Regions from separate parts of the Homo sapiens genome. Here region 1 is linked to region 2. Evidence: chromatin contacts called from ENCODE Hi-C or POLR2A ChIA-PET data. All regions are on one chromosome and are shown on one strand. The core of a region is the stretch at or near the end of the contact, and the rest is flanking DNA. Distances in the headings are between cores, read along the strand shown.

Evidence for each region. A loop is a pair of places that touch in the nucleus more often than their neighbours do. ChIA-PET counts read pairs that join two places held with the same protein, here RNA polymerase II (POLR2A). Pooled maps may share reads with other maps.
Region 1: a loop to region 2 is called in a map of chondrocyte, with 4 times the contacts of the local background. The contact joins two enhancer-like sites. A Hi-C loop is called at or near these places in 3 of 168 maps with a recorded cell type or tissue (ascending aorta, chondrocyte and mammary epithelial cell) and 4 of 50 pooled maps. POLR2A ChIA-PET finds 5 or more read pairs at or near these places in 1 of 52 experiments (H1).

Annotation. Positions count from the first base shown.
Region 1 is chr9:27,193,232-27,196,422 of GRCh38, forward strand. All of the region lies in intron 11 of TEK (TEK receptor tyrosine kinase), which reads left to right. Among named protein-coding and RNA genes, the nearest start is that of TEK, 86 kb to the left of the region's middle. Within about 2 kb of position 1,345, at least 2 of the 41 ENCODE cell types and tissues checked have a DNase peak (open chromatin) inside an H3K27ac peak, as active enhancers do.
Region 2 is chr9:27,085,774-27,089,120 of GRCh38, forward strand. No RefSeq gene overlaps it. Among named protein-coding and RNA genes, the nearest start is that of TEK, 22 kb to the right of the region's middle. Within about 2 kb of position 1,643, at least 2 of the 41 ENCODE cell types and tissues checked have a DNase peak (open chromatin) inside an H3K27ac peak, as active enhancers do.

The sequences.
Region 1 (3,191 bases), core at 95-2,594, 110 kb after region 2:
CTTTTCTAAATCAGTGGTTCTCAAACCTAAGTGTCCATCAGAATCACTCAGAGAGTTTGTTAAAAGATGTTTCTGGGCCTCGTCCCCAGAGTTTCGGATTCAATGGTTTTGAGGTGAGGATGGGGCCGGGGTTCAAAAATTTGCATTTCTAGTAGGTTCCCAAGTGATGCTGCTGGTCCTGGGTCCACACGTTCTAGATAACATGTGTAAAATTACTTCTGGACTTCTCAGTGGTGTTTGGTATTGACTGGCCTTCTATTGCGTTAATTAACTCTGTGAAGCCTCCTTGATGCTAACCTGACCTCCAGCTTTCTGTTACCCAGGTACCCTCCATTGAAATACTGGAGTGATCTTTTGTAAGGTTCCATTCCTGGTTCTTTGAATTGTTCACTGTGTATAACCATTCTGTTACTCTCTCTTGGTCAGTACTTTATACTTTCAACTTCATATATATTTGATTTATATCACCTAGGAAAGTAAGAATTATCATCTTCCCTATTTTACAGATTGAAAAGTAGAGACTCAGAGTACTTAATAACAGTAAGATGCATCACCATACTAAATCTTCGGGCTTCATATCTTTGTCTTTTAGAGCCAGGATCTTGCTCTGTCACTCAAGCTGGAGAGTGCAGTGGTTTGATCAACACTCATTACAGCCTCTATCTCCTGGGCTCAAGTCATCCTCCCACCTCAGCTTCCTGAGTAGCTGGGACTACAGGCACACCACCACATCTGGCTACTTCAAAAAATTTTTTTTGTAGAGACGGGGTCTTGCTTTGTTGCCCAGGCTGGTCTTAAACTCCTGCCTCAAGCAGTCCCCCAGCCTTGGCCTCTCAAAGTGTTAGGATTACAGGGATGAGTCACCACTCCCAGTCCAGGCTCCATATCCTTTTGTTTCTCCAATTATTATTTCTACCTAGAATCCCAAAGGCACCAGCTTATTATCCCAGTTCACATATTTGCCTGTGTTTTACTCCATTTACTAAAAGTAGAAGGATATGTTATGATTGAGTGAAAAAACCAGGAAGAACATCCACTTTTCTTCTGCAGAGATTGTGCACCCTTAACAGAAACATCCTTCCTTCACACCACCCACCTAGTTTTTATGTTACTAGCAGCATCCTTAAAGAACCAAATGAGACTCAAAAGCTACTCTGAGACTTATAGAAGCATTACACACAAGTAAGAAATGGCTGCTTGGGGACCCACCTGGTTGTGAATATAAAAAATAAACCCAGAAACTATATAGAGAGGAAAAAGGGACCTCTACAACCATGACCCAAGGGATCCCTGATATGTCATCATGTTACTGCTAAAAGGCAAATGGTAGTTAATTCTCTCTCAAGTCACTGTTGGTGAGTCAAGAGGGGAAGAGCATAAACTGACTCAGATGGAAAGTATTTATGGAACAGAACATAAAACACTTCACAGCCCCACACTGTACTGTCTTCAGCCCTCAGAATGTGTTGCAGCCAGGAGGTCTCTCAGAATATTTCAAAGTAGTTCTCAGGGGTAGGCGGGAAGGGGATTATTGAAGGTTCTTCTTTTCCCATCATTTGAATTTTGCTGCTGTTTGCTTTTCATTTCGTCTGGCAGTTGCACTGTTTATGTGTGTTGATTGAGATGGTGAAGGCCAGGGAGTCCGGGAGGGGAAGGAAGAGAACACTTTCTGAACATAGTGCAGAAAGGGGCAGACAGGGAGGCGTATGGGGTAATCATGTTCCCAAAGGGCGGGAAAAGGGGAAATGACTATTTATTGAGTTACTCTTCTGTACCAGGCACAGGATTAGGAGGTGTAAATGTATTCTCCAAAATATCAACTCCCCATTCTCCTTTGTCATTGCAAACCTGCCTAAACCACTCTGGGTGGCTATTTTGGAGGTTAAACTTCAGAGGTTAACAAGAGGAGATGGCATCACCTCTCTCCATTTGCAAAGGTTACAGAGAAAGGGCCATCAGACCTTTTGCATAATGCCAAGAAAATGCATGCCTAGCTGCTGGTTCTCACTAGTCTGAGGGTAGTCAGAACCAGGCTGGTGGGACTTAATTCCCAGTAGATGGAAACAGACCCTTCCTCTCACCTCGAACCAAGAGTAAGAGCAGTGTTTCTCAACCTTTAAAAAAAAATGTATTGCTCATCCCCAGTGAGCTGTTTCAGATACGTTTATCCTAGTAGATCCTGCCTCCCGTGAAATTTTAATACCACAGATATGCTCTATATCTGTTTCTGTATTATGGTCCTCTGTAAACAATTGTAGTAATCTGAAATTTTCTCATACACTAAGAACAAATTTTTTTGCCCCATAGGAGTGATTGTGTCCCTACTGAGAATGCATGAATTAGAGGATCTCTATCCTACGTTTTGGAAGGACTTCATATCTGGAATTTAAAAATCAATTTACTATTATTAACTGAAAACACACTATTTCCTCCTTTGTCCAGTGACATAAGACATCTCGAAAGAAGGAAGGGAGGGAGGAAACCAGTGTTAATAGAGCCCCTAACACCTTCCAAGCATTTTCACATCCATTTTCTCACTTATTACTCCTGAGTCTGGAAGATGGATATTTTAATTTTATTTTACAGGTGAACTTGGAGAGATTATGAATTTGCCCAAGGTTGCAAAAGTAAAGTGGCATGTTCCTGTCTCTCTGATTTTAAAACCCATATTGTTTCTATTCAGTGATGTCTTGGTAGCCCAGGCTCCTGTGGGTGATTATGGCCAGGCATCACGTAGTCATAGCGGATACCTTGATGTGATCAGAGCAGGAATAGGCCTGGCCCTGCCACCACAGCTGTATGATTTCTGAAAATCTTGCTAAGGGGAAGGAACCCCTAAATTGCTTTACAATGTATTGCTCAAAATGGTAACAGAAACGGTAAATACTCTCCCATAATCCCATAACCTTGGCAAATCTACTGTTTTGATTTTTATCAGTTTCCTTCCTATCCTTCACCATTGTAGACATAACTTTTAGCATGCCTACATGTACTTGAAGTCTCTTTATTGGGCTTTCATACTTATCCTAGTTATCTATTTTTCCACTGAATGGCTATATCATAATTTATTAAAGCAGTTTCCTATTTTGAGTGTTTAGGTTTCTTCCAATTGTTTGCTGTTATAAATAATGTAATGAATCATTTTGGTAGGGAAAAAAGTATCATATGGGCCACTTGCTTGTGTTTCTTTG
Region 2 (3,347 bases), core at 393-2,892:
TAGGGAGCAGGATAAAATACCATGATTTACAAGTTGGAATGAAAAAAACACTTCATGAAACATATTTATCGGGCCGTTCCTGTTAATAAGAACACTAATAGAGGCTAGTTAGCTTTTTTAAATTTCTTCATTAGTAATTTCCATTAAGAAATGTTAGTCCTGTACATAGTAGATATAAAATAAGTAAAAATATTAACATACTTAATCTGCACATTTACTTTAAAAATGTGATACAGAAGTAAAAATTGGGCCGGGCGCAGTGGCTCACGCCTGTCATCCCAACACTTTGGGAGGCCAAGGCAGGCAGATCACGGGGTCAGGAGTTCGAGACAAGCCTGACCAACATGGTGAAACCCCGTCTCTACTAAAAATGCAAAAATTAGCCAGGCATGGTGGCGGGCACCTGTAATCCCAGCTACTCAGGAGGCTGAGGCAGGAGAATCGCTTGAACCCAGGAGGCAGAGGTTGCAGTGAGCCGAGATCATGCCATTGCACTCCAGCTTGGGTGACAGCGGGAGACTCCGTCTCAAACAAACAAACAAAACAACAACAACAACAACCAAAAAAAAGGCAAAAAAAAAAATTGGCTAAAAGGAAACTGTTCAAAATGCAAAAGACTTAAAACTGTGAAACCTCTAGCCTGCAGATCAACAGGAAAAAATCTGATTAGTCCATGGCCAAATGAACCAATTTAAAAGACACCATGAAAATGAAATTTGAAACAAAGTACCTATGAAATTTCAAATTATTTAAAGAACAAAACTATCCCATATGTTTCATTAAACATGAAAATACATTTTTAAACATAAATCTAAGTGTTATTAGCTTTCTTTCTCAACACATCGAGAAACTTAGGCAATGAGAATATTATCTGAGTTTCTTATCAGTTGTATTTTCTTATTTCTTGAATCACAACTATCCTTAAGATGAGAGCATCCTGGAAAATATTTATTTTTCTAAGACATTTGTCATCTTTTTAAAGGACTGCAGAAACTCAATTTTATTTTTTTAAAAAAACACTAACTCAAATTAAGTGGGCAATGTGTTCATGAAAAGGAAGAGAGATTCTGCCCCAATTCCTGGGGAAAGTCAGGGGCAGGACACAGAATATTCTTTTACAGTAACATTGGGATTGTCTTTTCTCATCAGCTCTAGGTTTAGACAAGCAGTGGGCCTGGTCTTTATGAGGTTTCCACTGAAATGAAGACAAGTGGGTGAAGGTAGAGACCAGGCATATCTTCCAGCGTGGGAGTGACTAAGAAGTGCCATATGTCTTCTTTTCAGCCTAAACCTTCAAAGAAGCAAATGATTACAGGGTAATTTAAACTATCAAGCTAAGAAAATGCACACACACATAATACCTAACTGTCAAAGGGCCGATTCACAACTTGGTCACTTAACTGAAGGAGAAAAGGAATGTTTGGAATTAGAATAAACAGACGCATATACAAACAGTTTATTATTTCTGCCAGAACTCTAAGTGGTTTCCCCATAATTTGGAGAATCTTCTGAGAAGGGTGCTCTGGAAATCCAAAGCTTATCTAGCAGAAACTCAAATTCAACACAAACCAAATAGATTCATCTTCCTCCGTAACCTACTCCTCTGCTTTTGACTTCTGTTTCTGCGTGACAGAGCCTGGTATCTGCGTTCTATTTATATTATATATTGTTATTCTGTGTTCCCAGAGAAACTGGAATGCAAAAACCTGACTGCATTTGCTCTTTAATAAAAACTATGGGCCGGGTGCAGTGACTCATGTCTGTAATCCCAGCACTTTGGGAGGCAGAGGAGGGCGGATCGCTTGAGCCCAGGAGTTTGAGACCAGTCTGGGTAATGTGGTGAAACCTTGTCTCTACAAAAATTACAAAAATCAGCCAGAGCGTGGTGGCGTGCACCTCTAGTCCCAGCTCCTCAGGAGGCTGAGGTAGGAAGATTGCTTGAGCCCAGGAGGTGGAGTTTGCAGCGAGCCGAGATCGTGCCACTGCACTCCAGCCTGGGCAACAGAGCTAGACCCTGTCTCAAAACCAAAACAACAACCACAACAACAACAACAAACCTATGTAATATAAGTTCTCCAGACTTCATTCCTCATTTGTAAATGAGGAATCAAACCTTGTAGGTAGAAAGAATAAAGAACATGGAAACCAGAAATATCTGTTCACACCCAAGTCTGCCATTTACCATGTGTATTGCCCTGGGAAATGTTAAGGGTCTCCTAGTTCTTACATTCTTTGACTTAATTATTTATCTGATGATGTTTCCATATTTGTTATTATATTGAAGAAAGTTAAATATTAACAAGACCCATAACATTAGTAGACATTGATTGCAGAGCCTCTACATATTGTGGGGAAACAAAGTTAGAGTTGAAAGGCTCCTAGGAAAGTGTTTTAATCCACTTCACTCTACACAGCCATGTTCTTGCCCACTCATGACTTTGCCTGTAGCTGCCTCCACCTCAACTTTCTCCCTCCCATCCATTTATTTATAGTCTATCCATACTTCAAAGCCCAACTCAAATATTTTCCCCTCACTGAAACCTCTTATGAAAATTTCAGTGAACATTGAACAATAACTGAACTTTCTAAATAAGTAATATTTAAATTCATTATGTATTTCCATGCTCAGCGATGTATAAAATATTTTTTTTTTTGAGATGGAGTCTCGCTCTGTCGCCCAGGCTGGAGTGCGGTGGTGCAATCTCAGCTCGCTGCAAGCTCTGCCTCCTGGGTTCATGCCATTCTCCTGCCTCAGCCTCCCGAGTAGCTGGGACTACAGGTGCCCACCATTACACCCAGCTAATTTTTTGTATTTTTAGTAGAGATGGGGGTTTCACCATGTTAGCCAGGATAGTCTCGATCTCCTGACCTCGTGATCTGTCCACCTTGGCCTCCCAAAGTGCTGGGATTACAGGCGTGAGCCACTGTGCCCGGCCTTATGATATACTTTTTGTTTCATATGCATGACTTGTGTTTAAATTACTCATTGTTTTATTCATTTCCAGTAAACACTCACTGAAAATCTACCACATATTCTGTGATCTTGGACATTATTTATGTAATTTTTTTTGGTAAAATGGGAATAGAAATTGCTATCTTTCAAAGGTGAAGAAGATTGAATGAGATAACATATGTGCAAGTGCCTGGCCTGTGTTGTGGCATAAATGTCTTTCTTTCTCTTTTATAAACAGGTGATTTCTGAAAATCATAAAAAAGAAATGGACTGCTTAACTTGTTCTCAAGATTAGGGATACTCTATCTAGAAAGCAAGTTTTTCTTGTGCTGTTTTGTAACTAGCACTGTCATTTTTTGAGTATTACAGTATCTACTTGGAGATGTTACATGAA